Linked DNA regions of Homo sapiens: region 1 is linked to region 2. Evidence: read pairs that join two places in POLR2A ChIA-PET (ENCODE). Cell type or tissue: IMR-90. All regions are shown on one strand. Links, peaks and the distances in the headings refer to the core of each region. The heading gives the core; the rest is flanking DNA.

The links. Peaks named below come from ENCODE experiments on the same cell type or tissue, not always from the same donor. Only the 100,000 strongest peaks of a DNase experiment are listed, where the experiment ranks them.
Region 1: POLR2A ChIA-PET joins it to region 2 with 19 read pairs; 2 of 35 experiments call an interaction of 5 or more read pairs at or near these places.

What each region holds. Positions count from the first base shown.
Region 1 is chr12:110,131,265-110,140,179 of GRCh38, reverse strand. It overlaps IFT81 (intraflagellar transport 81), which reads right to left. Exons shown (of 19, transcript NM_014055.4): 5 at 7,544-7,633; 6 at 5,167-5,232; 7 at 4,743-4,853; 8 at 3,320-3,404. Among named protein-coding and RNA genes, the nearest start is that of IFT81, 11 kb to the right of the region's middle. In IMR-90, for the core only: no CTCF peak of the experiment used is centred there; a DNase peak (open chromatin) is centred at 4,999; H3K27ac peaks cover 755 bases.
Region 2 is chr12:110,304,052-110,315,525 of GRCh38, reverse strand. The region is part of intron 5 of ATP2A2 (ATPase sarcoplasmic/endoplasmic reticulum Ca2+ transporting 2); the gene reads right to left. Among named protein-coding and RNA genes, the nearest start is that of ATP2A2, 29 kb to the right of the region's middle. RefSeq lists an enhancer at 814-893. In IMR-90, for the core only: no CTCF peak of the experiment used is centred there; a DNase peak (open chromatin) is centred at 2,365; H3K27ac peaks cover 1,988 bases.

The DNA.
Region 1 (8,915 bases), core at 1-8,000, 170 kb after region 2:
CATGTATACTTATGTAGCAAACCTGCATATTCAGCACATGTAACCCAAAACTTAAAGTAAAATTAAAAAAAAAAATTTAATACATTTTAAATATGTGCTACTTATTTATTTATTGAGACAAAGTCTTACTCTGTCACCTAGGCTGGAGTGCAGTGGCACAATCATAGCTCACTTTAACCTCAAACTCTTGGGCTCAAGTGATCTTCCTGCCTCAGGCTCCTGGACAGCTAGGACTATCGGCATGTACCACCATGCCCAGCTAATTTTTTATTTTTTATTTTATTTTATTTTATTTTATTTTATTTTATTTTATATTTTATTTTATTTTATTTATTTTATTTTATTTTATTTTATTTTATTTATTTTATTTTATTTTATTGTATGTATGTATGTATGTGTTTATTTTGAGATGGAGTCTCACTCTGTCGCCCAGGCTGGAGTGCAGTGGCGTGATCTCAGCTCACTGCAAGCTCTGCCTCCCGGGTTCATGCCATTCTCCTGCCTCAGCCTCCTAAGTAGCTGGGACTACAGGCACCCGCCACCATGCCCGGCTAATTTTTTATATTTTTTTAGTAGAGACAGGGTTTCACCATGTTAGCCAGGATGGTCTCGCTCTCCTGACCTTGTGATCCACCCGCCTTGGCCTCCCAAATAATTTTTTATTTTTTGTAGAGATAGATTCTTGCTATGTTGCCCAGGCTGGTCTCAAACTCCTGGGCTCAAGTGATCCTCTTACCTTGGCCTCCCAAAGGAGTATGATTATAGGTGTGAGTCGCTGAACCATACCAAATACATGCAGCTTTTTCTTTTCTTTTTTCCTTTTCTTTTTTTTTTTTTTTTTTTGAGACAGAGTCTCCCTCTGTTGCCCAGGCTGGAGTGCAGTGGCACAATCTCAGTTCACTGCAACTTCCACCTCCTGAGCTCAAGTGATCCTCCCACCTCAGCCTCCCAAAGTAGCTGGACTACAAGCGTGCACCACCACACCTGGCTAATTTTTGTATTTTTTTGTAGAGACAGGGTTTTGCCATGTTGTCCAGGCTGGTCTTGAACTCCTGGGATCAAGTGATCTGCTCGCCTTTGCCTCCTAAAATGTTGGGATTACAGGTGTGAACCACTGCACCAGGGTTTGTGTGGTTTATTATATGTCGATTTTACCTCAATAAAGCTGTTTAAAACATAAAAACCAAGTTTCCATCAAATTTTAAATTACTCTCTTAAAAAATTTAACTTAGACCTTGAAAAATAGTCATATGTTTCTATGAAAAGTTTTAAAAGCATTATCTTTCAAAATCCTGGGTAAATTAAATACAAGGTCACTAAGATGTCAGCAAACTTTTATATTAAAAACCCTTTGAAAACATCTCACTGATCCTACTATAATCAAATGAGTGTCTTCTTTTATGTAATAAATCTCACAAATGTGTGGAGTATAACAATGATTAGCCTCAGCCGGGCCCAGTGGCTTACGCCTATAATCCTAACACTTTGGGAGGCTGAGGCGGGTGGATCACCTGAGGTCGGGAGTTCAAGACCAGCCTGACCAACATGGAGAAACCCCGTCTCTACTAAAAACACAAAAATTAGCTGGGTGTGGTGGCACACACCTGTAATCCCAGCTACTCCAGAGGCTGAGGCAGGAGAATCGCTTGAACCCGGGAGGCGGAGGCTGCGGTGAGCTAAGATTGCACCACTGCACTCCAGCCTGGGCAACAAGAGTGGAACTCCATCTCAAAAAAAAAAAAAAAATGATTAACCTCAGTGAATGTTTTATAATATAGCTGTTACTCTGCAAAAAGACAAATTATACTGTCATACTAAAAGTACTTTTTGTTATTTAAGTAAACATTAGCTTTTGTAAGCCTTTTTTGTTACTGAAAAGTTAGAGCTTATTAAACTAAATACCTGGATCAATTAAATATGTTTAATCTACCCTTTTCCTAGGCTGTGAACAGATCACTTTCCACTTCCCAGAAAGATGTCAACGAAGTAGGAACTCCTTAACCTCCTGCTCCCTGCTCTTGTAGAATTTCATAGATTACTACAGAAAGATGAATTAACCCTCTATCAGCTATTTACATTGGGATAGTTCTCCAGTACAAATGAGAGCTTTCCACTGCTCTTTCAGTTTGCGTGGTCTTTCTTCTGACAAGCAAAAATGCTTTGTAAAATGCCTAGGATGGATCTGGTGGTGTAATCTGGGCTGTTAGGACAGTTTATCCTCTGTGTTAAGCTAATGTAAGAACAGAGCCAGAGATACCTACGTCATTAGCACTGTTATTCTACAAACCAAAATATGAAAAACACTCGGTTTTAAGGATCCAGCATTCTATTCTTTTTCTTTATAGCCCTGGCTTTAAAACAATGATTCATAATTTTTCCAACCATCATTTTCACAACGTCCATGCTAAGTCCTTTATTTATTTATTTATTTATTTATTTTTCTTGAGACAGAGTCTCAGTCTGTCGCCCAGGCTGCAGTACAATGGCGCGATCTCGGCTCACTGCAACCTCTGCCTTCTAGGTTCAAGCAATTCTCCTGCCGCAGCATCCTGAGTAGCTGAGATTATAGGCACATGACATCATGCCCAGCTAATTTTTTTGTACTTTTAGTAGAAACAGGGTTTCACCATGTTGGCCAGGTTGGTCTCGAACTCCTGACCTCAAGTGATCCACCCGCCTCAGCCTCCTAAAGTGCTGGGATTATAAGTGTGAGCTACCACGCCCAGCCATGCTAAGTCCTTTATACAAGCACAAACCAGACAGCCTCCCTCCACAGTTGTTTTCATTATCTTCACTCTCTGATGTGAAAAACTGGTTAGGAATTGTTTGTTGTTGCTGTTAAGATGGAGTCTCGCTCTGTCGCCCAGGCTGGGCTGCAGTGGCGCGGTCTCGGCTCACTGCAACCTCTGCCTCCCAGATTCAAGTGATTCTCCTGCCTCAGCCCCCTGAGTAGCTGGGATTACAGGCACCCACCACCACGCTCTGCTAATTTTTGTATGTTTAGTAGAGATGGGGTTTCGCCATGTTGGCTAGGCTGGTCTCGAACTCCTGACCTCTCGCCACCTCGGGCTCCCAAAGTGCTGGGATTATAGGCATGAGCCACTGCACCCGGCCATCTGGTTAGGAATTTTTAAAAACATCTGGTGAAAACCCAGGGATGTCTTTATCAGGGCTCTCCTTCTCCAGCTAGGAAATGATGTTCCAAAATGCTGAGACATCACTTGATGATAACTAATTCTCACAAATTGATTTTTTAGGAAGATCGTGATTTAAATTAATATTTTCTAATCATCTATACCATATAATAATTTCCACTTACTTTCAGGCTTTGCATCTGCTGCAGCTTGGCGCATGCTTTTCAGCTGGTTTTGTACTCTTTGCAATCTTTGCACTGCATGAAATAGCTTTAAAATACAATTAAATAGATTACTTGCTTAGTCTACTGAAGCTTACCTCTCACTTAGGCAAGCAATGAAAAATACAAGTTCCATATAATTCTTATGATATAAAAGGAACAAATAATAAGAACTCGGAAAATTCCCATATTAAACCCAAAATGTAACTGGTTCTCTCAATACCTTTTCACATACATTTTTTAAGGAAGTTTTCACAAATTTTTCTTTAGTTATTTACTGAATTTGCGGTTTAAGGAAAAATACTTATCAAAGAAACACACACACCAGATTTTTCTTGTTATACATGGTTTTCTTAAGGCCAAGTAATGTTAACATTGATATAGTGATGTTTCAGAATCACAAACCAACGCCAAGTAACCATTCAGGGCTTAGGCGATGCAGCTTACTGCTGCAGTGAAACTACTTCGATGCCAAGTCAAGTGCCAGCAAAATCAAACATTTAAACTGCTGATTTAGTAGTAAATGAAGCTTATGTGAAATATATTTTAATGTATAAGTCTACTCAGATTTTAAAATAGATTTTTAATAAGTAAAAGTAATAATTTCTTAGCAAATTATTTTTCTTTAAGGCAAAGTTTAAAAACATGGAGTGTAGGTGATTTTGAGCCTTTTCATGACTTATTTGCCATTGTAGTAAACTGCAGAGGGTACTGTGATCACTGGAATAAAAAGAATGGTCTCATAGCCCTGGAATCTAAAAGCATCCTGTAGAGATTCTAGAAGTTTTATTAGCAGTTAATCTTACTGTTAACATTACAATGACTCTTCTGTAATGTTGGAACAACACGAGGTAAGCATAGGCCAAAAGACAGTGTATAGATACAATTCAGAGTATAAAACCCAAAAAGTGGTATTGTTGTTGCCACAAAATATTTATCTTTTTTTTTTTTTTTTTTTCAGACAAAGTCTCACTCTGTTGCCTAAGCTGGAGTGTGGTGGCGTGATCTCAGCTCACCTCAACCTCCACTTCCTGGGTTCAAGTGATTCTCCTGCCTCAGCCTCTGGAGTAGCTGGGACTACAGGCATGTGCCACCATGCCCAGCTAATTTTTATATTTTTAGTACAGACAGGGTTTCACTGTGCTGGCCAGGCTGGTCTTGAACTCCTGACCTCCTGATTCGCCCGCCTCAGCCTCCCAAAGTGCTGGGATTACAGGTGTTAGCCACTGCACCCGGCCTGAAATATTTATCTTAATTAAAAGAGTATTCCATTATGTTAGCAAAAGGAACGTGAACGTCTACAATTTTAAAACTCTTTTCTTTACATTTGGATTATGAGAAGGAACTATTTCCTTCATACTGAGAATATAAACTTTTATGTGGATACCTGATTCTTTTGTTCCTGTTTCTGTTGTGCAAGATATTCTTCTCTCTCTTTTTCAACTCGAAGTTGCCTTGCTATTTTAAGCATCCATTGATGATTCTGAGCTGTCTCAACCTACAGTAAGGGAATAAGTAGTACATGTTACTGTCAGGTTTGAAGAAAAAAATTAGCATGTCATGTGACTCAGACATCCACTTATCATTTCCTTTTGGTAAACAGTACTCCCTAGAGATGACAGTAAAGCTCTAGGCTCCAGGTCCTTGAAAGTGCTGGGCTACTGTCTAGAGAGATTCCCTTTTCGTCAATGTTATTTGAGTCCATCCTCAGATGTACACTCATGCTTGGCTGAATCTTTATTTGCATTCCTAAATCTTTGCAAGTCCTTGGGACTTGGGGCCAAAGTCTTACAGTACTAATTCTGCCTTACCCTTTTCTTCAAATGTTCAACTCTCTTAATGAGCTGATCCTTTTCTTCTTCCATTGCACTGATATCCTAAAAAGTGGCAAAGAAGACCTTATAAGAAAAAGTATTCTCAGTCTGTAGGAAACAGATAAGGTTTTATTTTGATTATGCATCTAACATTTTCATCATTTATAACCACAGCATTAACAACCAAGATCCTCTTTTGGATGAAGGTCATTTCTATTTTTCCCCCAGGGCTTCTTATGCAGGGTAATTTTTTTGGCAGCTTGGTGTTCATCCAGAAATGCAACAAAAACCAGTTATAATGCAGCAAGGTAAAGCTGCCAACCAGCACATTTGTGTTCTGATTCCAAATATGGGCACATGATTTTTGAAAAATTTTCTATAATGGAAAGTGTGCAGGTCTAAATACATGAACAACAGCTGCTGACATCCCATCTGTTCTGTTAAATACCAAGCCATATATTTTGCCAATTTTCCATCAAAATTATTTTTAAGGCTATGGTATTTTCATGACATAAGTTTGTACCTGGTTTTTCCAATGAACCAATTCCGTCTCTGAAAATAAAGACTTCAAAAATAAACTTCCTTCCTGTTAACCAGCTTCATAGTATTTTGTTATAAAAACAAACAAATAAAAAAACTCCTTCCTAAATCTAAAAAACTAATAGCTTAAATATCGCAGTAATAGTAAAGGTAAAATATACACGGTAGTCAGTATTGACAGAATTTGGAAAAATGGGCACTCTTACTCATTACCGATAGCACTGTACTGAAGAACAATATCAAAAGTCTTAAAATATAGCCTGGCCAACATGTTGAAATTTTGTCTCTACTAAAAATACAAAACTAGCCAGGCGTGGTGGCAAGTGCCTGTAATCCCAGCTACTTGGGAGGCTGAGGCAGGAGAATCGCTTGAACCCAGGAGGTGGAGGTTGCAGTGAGCCAAGATTGCGCCATTGCACTCCACCCTGGGTGACAGAGTGAGACTCCGTCTCAAAAAAAAAAATCTTAAAATAAATGTTCATCCCTTCTAGCCCAGTAATTTTATATCTGATGATTTGTCCGAATAAAACATTCATGAAAAGACATCCTCTGTAAAGATTCTCATTAATGCAAGTTACATCTACAATTTGGAAATGACCAAAATGTATGAGGATTGTTAAATAAATCACCACATAATACAATGAAAGTCATTAAAAATCATGCAGAAGAATGTTTAATGACATGAGAAAAAGTCATGAAATGACATTAATTGAAAGAGGCGGATTACAACATTTATCTACAGAATACCAAGAAAAAGATTTAAATATATTTATCAAAATGTCAACCATAGTTGTCTCTGGAGAACGAGATTATGAGTGAATTATTTTTTCTTTTCTTTTTTTTTGAGACAAGTTCTCACTCTGTCACCCAGCTAGAGTGCAGTGGTATGATCATAGCTCACTGCAGCCTTGAACTCCCAGGCTCAAGTGATCCTCCTGCCTCAGCTTCCTGAGTAGCTGGGACTACAGGCGTGCACCACCATGCCTGGCTAATTTGTTTTTTTTTTTTTTTCTGGAGACAGAATCTTGCCATCATGCCCAGGCTGGTCTCAAACTCTTGGGCTCAAATGATCCTCCAGCCTCGGCCACCCAAAGTGTTTGGATTACAGGCATGAGCTACCATGCCTGGCCTACTAAAGTATTCTTGAACATATGCTTTGTAGAAAATTTAGAAAATATGATTAAACAAGAAATAAAGGCTAGGTGCAGCAGTGGCTCATGCCTATAATCCCAGTACTTTGAGAGGCCAAGGTGGGAGGATAGCTTGAGCCCAGGAGGTCAAGACCAACCCGGGCAACATGGCAAAATCCCGTCTCTACAAAAAAATACAAAAATTAGCTGGGCATGGTGGCGCATGCCTGTAGTCCCAGCTACTCAGGAGGCTCAGGCATGTGGATCATTTGAACCTGGGATGTCGAGACTGTAGTGAGCTGTGATCACACCACTGTACTCCAGTCTGAATGACAGAGTGAGACCCTGTCTCAAAAAAAAAAAAAAAAAAGAGAGAGAAAGCTTTAGTAATAATGAATAAATTAAAATATAGACTCTAGGTTCTTGTCATTATTCTGGTTTACTTACAGGACATAATGGAGGAATAGTAGATGGACATATATCACTCTTCTTCCGTACTGTAAGTAACTACTCATCGTGAATTTACCCCAGTCTCATCAATTTCATCAGTAAGGAACTACCAAAGGTCCCCCCACAAAGTAAAATGTGCCATTTGCTATCACTAGTCTCCATATAGTCTTAAGACTCATACTGAATTAATAAAATGCTAAATCCAATATTATTCAAATCCCAAAAAAATTGTTACTATGTTTTCTTTCCTTTACCTTTCTTATTTCTGCTGTAGAAAATCCAGATATCTTGAGCTGCTCATATTCTTTATGCAAAGTTTTAAAGGCTTCCATTAACTCTTCATACTAGAAGAATAAGTTAAGAAATTATAAACTAATAACTAGATCCAGTAGAGTTTTCTTTCTTTCTTTCTTTCTTTTTTTTTTTTTTTTGAGACAGACTCTTGCTCTGTCGCCCAGCCTGGAGTGCAGTGGCACGATCTCGGCTCACTACAACTTCCGCCTCCCAGATTCAAGCGATTCTCCTGCGTCAGCCTCCTGAGTACCTGGGATTACATGCGCGCGCCACCACGCCCGGCTAATTTTTGTATTTTTAGTAGAGACGGGGTTTCACCATGTTCAGGCTGGTCTCGAACTCCTGACCTCATGATCCATCCGCTTTGGCCTCCCAAAGTGCTGGGATTACAGGCGTGAGCCACCGCGCCTAGCCATAGAGTTTTCTTAATCAGGTTATCTATTAACTTACAGCGATTACTTAAGTCATTGTAAGAACAGCATTAAAAACACAAAAACACATCCTTATACATTTATATAGGGTACAAAAAAGTACATCTCTACCATCTTAACACTAAATACTTCTCTATCTTCATTTCTGGTTACTTTCCTGCTTCACACTCTACACTAGCTATGTTGATGTCTGAGTTCCTGAACATTCCATGCTCTCACGTCCAGCTTATACATCTATGACTCCCTCACCCATAACTTAAGCAACTCCTTTTCATCCTTCAAGTCTTCACATAGATTCTACTATTCTCAGAGAAGCCTTCTCTGGCCCTTTATCTATCCTATCAGAGTAGATATCATGTACAATTATAACTGACTATTATAATTTTCTGTCTGTCTCCCTCCATCATATAGTGAGAGCCAAGAGGAAAAGAATCATATTCATTGTGTACACCCTTGTATCCCTAGGGCCTAGCACAGTGCATAACCCATGGAGGTGTTTAATATAAAGTAGTTGAATGGGCCAGGTGAGGTGGCTCACACCTGTAATCCTAGCACTTTGGGATGCTGAGGCAGATGGATCACTTGAGGTCAGGAGTTCGAGACCAGCCTGGCCAACATGGTGAAACCCTGTCTCTACTAAAAATACAAAAAATTAGCTGGGCACAGTGGCGCACACCTATAATCCCAGCTACTCAGGAGCTTGAGGCAGGAGAATTGCTTGAACCTGGGAAGTGGAGGTTGCAGTGAGCCGAGATCACACCACTGCACTCCAGCCTGGGTGACAAAGCGAGACTCTGTCTCAAACAAAAAAAAAGTAATTGAATGAATGAAAAAAATCCTGTTACCTAAAAATTTTTTAAAATAGTTTTTTTTTGTTGTTTTTGAGACAGGGTTTCACTCT
Region 2 (11,474 bases), core at 1,950-9,949:
TAAGCTCCCCTTCAGATCTAAACTGGTGATAAATCAGATTTCTATGTGGCTCCAAATTAAAAAAGCTAACATACACAACAGACAAAATATATTTTAGCTCATAAGGAATATTTTATAATGAACTGACTAAAAAAATGACACTGATCATTAAGCAAGTTTCCAGTTACTAGAGTTATGGGGGTAGAAAGGTAACCAATTCATTAGATGTTGCAAAGGCAACCATGCACTAAGCAATGTTAGAGTACTCCAGCCTACCTACCAACAGAGATTTTTATCACAAAAGAAAAATGCACGTTTAAAAGGTCAAACACCATTCTTCTTCCCCTCTTTCAACAGATATATATACAGTTAACAGTATATTGCCGGGCGCGATGGCTCACGCCTGTAATCCCAGCACTCTGGAAGGCTGAGGCAGGCGGATCACAAGGTCAGGAGAACGAGATCATCCTGGCTAACATGGTGAAACCCCGTCTCTACTAAAAATACAAAAAATTAGCCGGGCATGGTGGCGGGTGCCTGTGGTCCCAGCTACTTGGGAGGCTGAGGCAGGAGAATGGCATGAACCCAGGAGGCGGAGCTTGCAGTGAGCTGAGATCATGCCACTGCACTCCAGCCTGGGCGACAGAGCGAGACTCCATTTCCAAAAAAAAAAAAAAAAAGTGTATCTTCTGGATTTTCTGGACATCTCTTTATGTACAACATTCACTAAAACAATATTAGACCTTTTATATTTATACATACCTGTCTCATTTTAAAAAGTGGCTGTATAGTAATAATAAGCAATGAAATTTTGAGACTATTATTTCTAGACCAGGTACTGCTGGAACAGCTTCACAGGTTACTAATTCAATCTTCACAACTCTAAGGAGGGATCTATTATCTTTACTCCCTCCCTGTTTATAGATGAGGAAAATGAGACACTAAAAGGTACTTGTTCAAGGCCACAGTATTTCACAACCATACCATGAACTAAATGAATCATCCTCTATTTTTATGGCTATCTAGTTATTTCTAACATTTCCTTTTACGGTGTTACAGGGTTAACATCTTCGTCTGTTATCTTTTACTTTTGCATACAAATGTATACTCCCACCAAGTTTATGTCCCTCCTGTTTCCCCATTCTCTCAATCTTGTATTTTTCTGGCACTGATAATGCCAAGCCCTTTGTTTTACTTTTTTTTTTTTTTTCTTTTTTTGAGACAGAGTTTCACTCTTGCTGCCCAGGCTGGAGTGCAATGGCACGATATCAGCTCAGCACAAACTCTGCCTCCTGGGTTCAAGTGATTCTCTTGCCTCAGCCTCCCAAGTAGTTGGGATTACAGGCAAGCGCTACCATGCCCAGCTAATTTTGAATTTTTAGTAGAGACAGCGTTTCTCCATGTTGGTCAGGCTAGTCTCGAACTCCTGACCTCAGGTGATCTGCCCGCCTCGGCCTCCAAAGTGCTGGGATTACAGGCATGAGCCAGTGTACCCGGCCACCAAGCCCTTGGTTTTCAAAAGTTCCATTATCGGCCGGGCACAGTGGCTCATGCCTGTAATCCCAACACTTTGGGAGGCTGACGGTGGGTGGATCTCTTGAGGTCAGGAGTTCAAGACCAGCCTGGCCAACATGGTGAAACCCCGTCTCTACTAAAAAAAAAATACAAAATAGCCAGGTGGGGTGGTGCACACCTGTAATTCCAGCTAATGGGAAAGCTGAGGCAGAAGAATCGCTTGAACCCAGGAGGCAGAGGTTCCAGTGGTCCAAGATTGCACCACTGCTCTCCAGCCTGGGTGACAGAGCCGAGACTTTGTCTCAAAAAAAAAAAAAAAAAAAAAAGTTCCATTATCTTTTAATATAAAAGTTGGTCACAGTTAAATCTGCCCATCTAGGTGGTTTGGTGTTAATGCTTAGGAAAGGTGGTTCCCATGGCCAGCAGCGGTGGCTCACACCTGTAATCCCAGCACTTTGGGAGGCCAAGGCAGATGAAGCACTTGAGGTCAGGAGTTTGAGACCAGCCTGGCTAACATGGTGAAACCCCATCTCTACTAAAATATACAAAAAATTAGCCGGACATTGTGGTGGGTGCCTGTAGTCACAGCTAACGGGGAGGCTGAGGCAGGAGAATGGCGTGAACCCAGGAGGCGGAGCTTGCAGTGAGCCGAGATCATTCCACTGCACTCCAGCCTGGGCGACAGAGCGACTCCGTATCAAAAAAAAAAAAAAAAAAAAAAGGAAAGGTGGTTCCCAAACCACATGGTTTCTTCTCCTTTTTCCAAAATCTTCATCTCAGTAGCAAGAATGAAAAGGTTGGCACTTCCTGGTACTGTGACTACCACTGAATCATGGGGAGTAGAGAGGAGGTGATTACAGGAAATCAGGAAGGAAATGCCAGCCCCATGAAATCAGGTCAGGCTTCAAGATCAACTGGCCTATCATGGTCTGATGGTTGAGGAGAACTCTCATTTCTCACAGTTCTTAATGTCTTAGCTATTCTGACAGTGCTCAGGGGCTCTCAAACTCAAAAACTCTCTATGCTGATTTTTGTTTTAGACTATTTTGCTCTTCTGCTTATCCGTTTTCTAGAGTAATAATTTATACCTTGGCTTTGGAAACAGAGGTATAGCTTCCAGGATTTACAGAACAACTAAAGCAATTTTTCTTTTTTGTTTTGTTTTCTTTTTTTTTTTTTTTTGCAACAGAGTCTCGCTCTGTCCCTCAGGGTGGAATGCAGTTGTGCAATCTAGGCTCATTGCAGCTTCCATCTCCTGGGTTTAGGCGATTCTCGTGCCTCAGCCACCCAAGTAGCTAGGATTACAGGCATCCACCACCACACCCGGGTAATTTTTGTATTTTTAGTGAAGATGGGATTTCACAGTGTTGGCCAGGCTGGTCTCGAACTCCTGGGCTCAAATGATCCGCCTGCCTTGGCCTCCTAAATTGCTGGGATTACAGGCATGAGCCACCATGCCCGGCCTGTACTTCAGTTTTCAAAACTAAATAGCTAGAATCCTGAGGTGGACTTTCTGAGGAGGAGGACAAATGAACCTCCTGAAGTTGCACACAAGATTTTCAATATATGTTTTTGGGGAAGAAAGTCCATAAATTTCATTAATTCTCAAAGGGACTGTGATCTAGAAATGATTAAGATCTGCTCTAGAGCCTTGCTACTCAAATTATTGACCTGGGAGCTTATTAGAAATGCAGAATAATCAGGCCCCATTTCAGACTGAACCAATCAAAACATACATTTTAACAACATCCCCAGGTAATTCCTGCACACATGAAGTTAGAGAAACATTGATCTAAGCAGTGTGCAAAATCTTAAGGCTCCCCACCCCCCGAACTTTTTTTGGGAGACAGAGTTTTACTCTGTCTCACTCTGTCACCCAGGCTGGAGCATACTGGCACGATCTGAGCTCACTGCAGCCCTGACCTCCCAGGCTCAACTGATCCTCCCACCTCAGCCTCCCGAGAAGCAGGGACTACAGGAGCACGTCAACATGCCCAGCAAATTTTCATTTTTTATTTTTTTAGAGACGGGGTCTTTCCATGTTGCCCAGGCTGGTCTCAAACTCCTGAGCTCAAGTGAACCTCGTCTCAGCCTCCCAAAGTGCTGGCATGAGCCATGGCTCCCAGCCTCACTATGCAAGTTTTTAAAACTTTTTTTGTAAAGACAAGGTCTCAATATGTTGCCCAGGCTGGTCTCAAACTCCTGGGCTCAAGTGATCCTCCTGCCATGGCCTCCCAAAATGCTAGGATTGCAGGGATAAGCCACTGCACCCAGCCAACACCTTTTTTTTTTTTTTTTTAAACAATTCTCTTTTCATATTTTACAAAAGACTTTGGTACAGAGATTGTTGTGGCCCACAAAACCCAAAATATTAGCTGGACGCTATAGCTCACACTTATAATCCCAGCGTTTTTTTTTTTTTTTTTTTTTTTTTTTGAGATGGAGTCTCGCTCTGTCCCCCAGGCTGGAGTGCAGTGGCGCGATCTTGGCTCACTGCAACCTCTGCCCCCTGGGTTCAAGTAATTCTCCTGCCTCGGCCTACCGAGTAGCTGGGATTACGGGTTACGGGTGCCTGCCACTGCACCCGGCTAATTTTTGTATTTTTAGTAGAGACGGGGGTTTCACCATCTTGGCCAGGCTGGTCTTGAACTCCTGATCTTGTGATCCACCCGCCTCCGCCTCCCAAAGACCTGGGATTACAGGCTAAGGCAGGAGGATCACTTGAGGCCAGGAGTTCAAGACCAGCCTGAGTGACACAGTGAGACCTCATGTCTATAAACAAACGAACCAACCAACCAACCCACAAAGATAGTATGCCAACTCCTCTGCTCTACAGCAGACTGACTACTCTGTTTTGTGTTAAAGAGCATTTAATGTTTGCTAAATGTTTAAAGCCAGTCAATTCCAACCCCAACAGCTTTCTAAAAGCAAAAAAAAGTCCACATGGACTCATGGCCATACTATCTAAATCACACTTTTTAGAGCAAGAAAGCTCCTTGAAACAGTACTCCAATTACCTAATTCTGCAGAGGTTAATGTACATAGTCCAATGTCATGCAGAACTAGGATCATAATCCAGGTTCTTATATGAATCCACTCATCTATTTCACAACTCTGCCTTTTACTCAACTGCTTCAAAAGCAGTTTATACCTGCTACTAAATCTCAGTACTGCATGTTAACTGTCTGAAGTAAAAGTTTCCTTCCTTTAAATTGAAAGTTTTCTTCCTTTAAATTGCTGTCAAGTTTAAGAATTATTCTTTTTATTCCCGAGTAAATCTTGAAATTGCTGGCACCCTGTTGGCTATTAAGTCTTCATTTTAGGAAATAAAATTATCAATTTCTGTACAAGTGCTAAAGCAAATGCAATTTTAAGATTGTGTTGCTTCCACTACTTAAATCTTAAAAGATGATTCGCTCCAGAGTATATACTACAAGACAGAAGTCATCTGAGAATATTTATTTCCTGGTGCTATTCATCAACCCTGGGTTACCAAGATACATAAAGTTTGTTTTAAACAACCCTGAAAACAGTGTTCTTAAGAAGTCAATAAATAACCCCTGCGGCATATACTAGAAGCCCCAAAATTCTAAAACTAAGACTTCTAGCTGGGAATGGTGGCTCATGCCTGTAATCCCAGCACTTTGGGAGGCCAAGGGAAGAGGATCCCTTGAGCCCAGGAGTTTGAGACTAGGCTGGGTAATACAGGGAGACCTTGTCTCAAAAAAACATCCCACAAAACCATGGCCGGGCACGGTGGTTCATGCCTGTAATCCCAGCACTTTGGGAGGCCAAGGGAGGCAGATCACTTGAGGTCAGGAGTTCGAGACCAGCCTGGCCAACATGGTAAAATCCCGTCTCTACTTTAAAAAAAAAAAAGGAAAAAGAAAAAAAGAAAACAGAAATGACTTAGGCTATTATAGCTTGATTCACTTTCATGTCAGCAGATAATACAGAAAGCTTAAAAACAATGACGTTCATTTCTTATAAGATTATGTACAACTTCACTACTTTTGGTTTCCATCCATCCGGAGAAATATTTTCTTGGCCTTAAGATAATGTAGAATTACTGTGGCTTCTTAAGAGGTGAACATGTGGGTCACTTTCTCTTTTTTTTTTTTTTGAGTCAGGGTCTCACTCTGTTGCCCACGCTGGAGTGCAGTGGCTTAATTTCAGCTCACTGCCACAGCCTCGACCTCCTGGGCTCAGGTGATCCTCCCACCTCAGCTTTTCAAGTCGTTGGGACTACAGGTACGCACCACCACGCCTAGCTAATTTTTGTATTTTTTGTAGGGATGGGGTTTTACTATGTTGCCCAGGCTGGTCTCAAACTCCTGGACTCAAGTGATCTGCATGCCTTGGCCTCCCCCAAAAGTGCTGAGATTACAGGCATGAGCCACTGAGCACAGCCTATGTGCGGGTTATTTTCTCCATGTTTTTATTTGCCATATCAATTTCATTTGGCTCTTGTGTTCTAGATACTTAAGACTCACATTAGCATTTGCTATGTATGCTTACCCAGTTTCTCTTTGGAATGATTAGCTGGTATAGCAACATATAAAATTTAGTTTCCTGGCTGGGCATGGTGGCTCACACCTGTAATTCCAGCACTTTGGGAGGCTGAGGCGGGCGGATCACTTGAGGCCAGGAGTTCGAGACCAGCCTGGCCAACATGGTGAAACCCTGTCTCTACTAAAAATACAAAAATTAGCCGGGTGTGGTGGCGGGCACTTGTAATCCCTGCTACTAGGGAGGCTGAGGCAGGAGAATCGCTTGAACCCAGGAGGCGGAGGTTGCAGTGAGCTGAGATCACGCCCTTGCACTCCTGCCTGGGCGACAGAGTGAGATTCCATCTCAAAAAAAAAAAAAAAAAAAAAAAAAAAAAAAAAAATTAGTTTCCTTAAACTCTCTCTCCATATCTCCCTCAAAAAACCACCTATTCCAGCTTAGTCTTTGAAAAGTTCAGCCAGAACCATCCTACCAGATATCTTCCAAAAGCTGACAAAGAATTTTAAAGTCAGGAGATGACCCTTACATTCCAAACAGTGACTACAAAAAGGTCTGTTCCTTTCTGCAAATATCAAAATCGTTAAGTCAGTACTTTTTTATTTTCAGCTTCGAATTAGTTTACAACACTCTCCAGTTTTCCAACACATCTGAAAAACCCCTTCACATCCAATTTCATAATGTAAATGAAAATATAAAAGTCACCATGTCTAAAAGCACAATTTATGCCATTTAATCTTTCAGGCTACGCAAATAGTACCTTCGACTGACAAGAAAAAATTCAGAATTAAAGTTCACTCTATAGTTTTCACAAAACTGAATTATCAGGCTAAATGCTAGATTGCACAGTCAATTTGATTACTAATTCTAAAAGAGGTGGAAGTTTAAAAGGCTCAACGTGTATAGTCTTAATAAAATAAATACCTATTTATCTGGCCCAGGTTATACAGTCACGGTATGCTTTTCCAAAATGTTCCATATAATAGTTGCAAATGCCTTAGAATTATATCTTACCCAATTCAATGACCTGCTGGTCCTAGTAACCCAGCAAACTATCATTTCTGATTTGCATATAAGTTTACAAACACCATGAAAGGTCACCAGAGTATACTGACAACCTAAATATTACAGCTGTAACTAGGCTTCCTCAACATGATAAAGGGCACCCGCCTATGAGACCCACACCTATGTCACACTTCACTGTGAAGGACTGGATGCTTTCCCCTACGATCAGTAAGACAAGGATGTCTGCTCTTGGTACTTCAACGTTGTATTGGAGATTCTAACCAGGGCAATTAGGCAAGAAATAAAGGGCATCCAGACTAGAAAGAAGTAAAAACATTTTCATTTGCAAATGCATGATCTTGTATATAGAAAATCTTAAGGAACCCATAAAAACTATTAAAACTAACTAATGAGTTCAGCAAGATGGCAAACTACAAGATCAATACGTAAAAAACTATTTCTACACGCTAGCAAAGAACAATCTGAAAATGAAATTGAAAAAAGAATTCCTAACTCAAGGCAAATTAAAGACTTAAATGTAAGGCCTCAAACTGTAAATATCCTAGAAGAAAACCTAGGAAATACTCTTCTCAACACTGCCCTAAGCAAAGAATTTATGACTAAGCCTCAAAAGCAAATGCAACAAATAACTTGACAATTGGGACCTAGTTAAACGAAAGAGTTTCTGCACAGCAGAAGAAATCTATCAACAGAGTAAACTGACAACCTACAGAATTGGAGAAAATAATTGCAAACTATGCACTCAACAAAGGACTAATATCCAGAATCTATAAGGAACTTAAATCCACACACAAACACACACACAAAATCACTGTTGAAAAGTGGGCAAAGGGTATGAAAAGACACTTCTCAAAAGACAACAATCAAGTAGTCAACATAGGAAAAAATGCTCAACATCACTAGTAGAGAGATGCAAATCAAAACCACAATGAGATGTCATCTCACACCAGTCAGAGTGACTATTATTGCTGGGCACGGTGGCTCACGCTTGTAATCCCAGCACTTTGGGAAGCTGAGGTGGGAGGATCACTGGAGCCCAGGAATTCAACTACTAGCCAGGGCAACATAGTAAGACCTCATCTCTACGAAAAAATTTAAAAATGAGCCTGTCATAGTGGTGTGTGCCTACAGTCCCAGCTAACCTGGAAGGCTCAGGTGGGAGGGTCACTAGAGCCTGGAAAGCCATGGCTCAATGAGCTATAATCATGCCACTGTGTTCCAGCCTGGGCAACAGACTGAGATCCTGCCTCAAAAAAAAAGAAAAAAAAAAAAAAAAAGGTGGTGGGGCTGGGGGGAACACTTATACACTGCTGGCAAGAATGTAAACTAGTTCAGCCCCCGTGGAAAGCTGTTTGGAGATTTCTCAAGAAACTAAAAACAGAATGACCATTCAACCCAGCGATCCCATTACTGGGTATATATCCCAAGAAAAAGAAATTGTGGCCGGGCGTGGTGGCTCACACCTGTAATCTCAGCACTTTCGGAGGCCAAGGTGGGTGAATCACTTGAGCCCAGGAATTCGAGACCAGCCTGGGCAACATGGTGAGACCTTATCTGTACGAAAAATACAAAAATTAGTTGGGCGTGGTGGGCATCTGTAGTTCCAGCTACAAGGAGGCTGAGGTGGGAGGATGGCCTGAACTCACAAGGAGGCTGAAGTGGGAGGATGGCTTGAGCTTGGGAGGTGGAGGTTGCACTGAGCCAAAATCGCACCACTGCACTCCAGCCTGGGCGACAGAGTGAGACCCTATCTCAAAAATAAATGTGGTATATATACACCATGTGATACTACGCAGCCATGCAAAAGAATGAAATCATGTCTTTTCCAGCAAAATGGATGCAGCCAGAGACTATTATCCTAAGTGAGTTAACCCAGAAAACCAAATACTGTCTGTTCTCACTTGTAAGTAGGAGCTAAACACTGAGTACACATAGCCATTAAGATGGGAACAATAAACACTGGGCACTCCAAAAAGTGGGAGGGAAAGAGGGGCGAGGGCTGAAAAACTATCTGTGAAGTACTATACTCATCATCTATACTCATCATCTGGATGACAGGATCAGCAGAAGCCCAAACCTCAGCATCACACATTAAATCCACATAACAAACCTGCACATGTACCTTGAATCTAAAAATTTTAATTAAAAATAAATATCACTAGGCCGGGCGCGGTGGCTCACGCCTGTAATCCCAGTACTTTGGGAGGCCAAGGCGGGTGGATCACGAGGTCAGGAGATCGAGACCATCCTGGCTAACATGGTGAAACCCTGTCTCTACTAAAAATACAAAAACATTAGCTGGGCATGGTGGCAGGCGCCTCTGGTCCCAGCTACTGGGGAGGCTGAGGCAGGAGAATGGCGTGAACCCGAGAGGCGGAGCTTGCAGTGAGCAGAGATCGTGCCACTGCACTCCAGCCTGTCATAGCGGTGAAAGAGCGAGACTCCGTCTCAAAAATAAATAAATAAATAAATATCACCAATAGGCCAATTTCAAGTTACAAAAAATTATTCCAATTACAAATATTCCCCCCGCCAAAAATGCAATAACAAAAGAAGCACAAGACTTGAACACTGACAACCAGTGTTGAAAGAAATGACAGACCTTAAAAAAAAAAAACAAAAAAAAAACAGACATCCCTATGCTCATGGATCCAAAGACTTGATATTACGACCATATTTCCCAAACTCATCTATAGATACAACACAATTCTTACTGAAAATACCAGCTTGCTTTCTGCAGAAATTGACAAGCAACTCTTAAAAATTTATATGTAAATGTAAGGAACCCAGAATGCCCAAAATTATCTTGAACAAAGTTACACTCCCAAGTTCCCAATTTCAAAAAATACAAAACGACAGCTAGCTATCAAGACAGTATGGTACTGACCTAAAGACAGAGATCAATGGAGTAAGAATAGAGTCTAGAAATACATTCTTGCATTTGTAAATTAATTTTTCACAAAGGTTGCAGGACAAATTAGTGAAGAAATCTTTTCAACAAATGGTGCTGAGACAACTAAATATCCACATGCAAAAGAAAGCAGCTGGATCTCCTACCTCACACCATAGTTTTTGCTGTTGTTGCTGTTTTTAAAGAGGCAAGGTCTTGCTTTGTTGCCTAGGGTGGAGGACAGTGGCAGGATCATAGTAGCTCACTGCAGCCTCCACTCTTGGGCTCAAGTCATCTTCGTACCTCTGCCTCCTGAGTAGTGAGACTACAGGCCTGTACCACCTTGCCTGGCTAATTTAAAAGTGTTTTTTTCCTAGGCTGGGCATGGTGGCTCTTGCCTATAATCGCAGCACTTTGAGAGGCTGAGGCAGGCGGATCATTTGAAGTCAGGAGTTCAAGACCAGCCTGGCCAAAACGGTGAAACCCCGTTTCTACTAAAAATACAAAAATTAGCTGAGTGTGGTGGTGTGCACCTGTAATCCCAGCTACTCGGGAGACTGAGGCGGGAGAATCGCTTGAACCCAGGAGGCGGAGGTTGCACTGAGCCGAGATCATGCCACTCGCTGCACTCCAGCCTGGACAACAGAGCAAGACTCCGTCTCAAAAAGAAAAAAAAAAGTGGTTTTTCCTGCCTCAGCCTCCCAAAGTGCTGGGATCATATAGGTATGAGCCACGACGCCTGGATCATATATACTGGCTAATATATAAAGTCTTTGTGACCTTCAATTGGCAACAGTTTCTTAGACATCACACCAAAAGCACAAGCAACAACAATGTATAAGTGGACTTTATCATATTAAAAACTTGTATGTTACAAAGTATGCCATCAAGAAAGTGAAAAAAAGGAATCCCTATAGAATGGGGAAAAAATTTTGCTAATCACACCTCATAAGGCAGGATATGTAAAGAATTCTTATACCTCAACATTAAAAAGACAAATAACCTAATTTAAACAGGCATTTCTCCAAAGAAAACACACCGATGGACAATAGCCACATGAAAAGATGCCCAACATCATTAAGAAATTAGGGAAACGGACGTCAAAACCACAATGATACTCACTTCCTGGGTAAAACTTTAAAACGATAGACAATGACATGTCTTGACAAGGATGTAGAGAAACTGGAACTTGTATACATTGTTGGTGGGAATGTAGAACAATATCACCACCATTCTGAAAGACAGTTTGGTAGCTGCTCAAAATGTTAAGTATAGAGTCACTATAGGCCCCATAATTCCATGCTTAGGTACATACCTAACAGAGAGAAAATGTTATGTTCACACAAAAATTAGTACAAGCATGTATGTACAAGTTATAGCACTATTCATTACTCATAATAGACCAAAACTGGAAACAACCCAAATGTCCATCAACTAATAAACATTATTCAGCAGTAAGGAATGAAATACATGCTATATTCATGAACGAAATGTAACACTATGCTAAGAGAAAGCCAGTCACCAAGATTGACTCCATTTATATGCAATATCCAGAAAA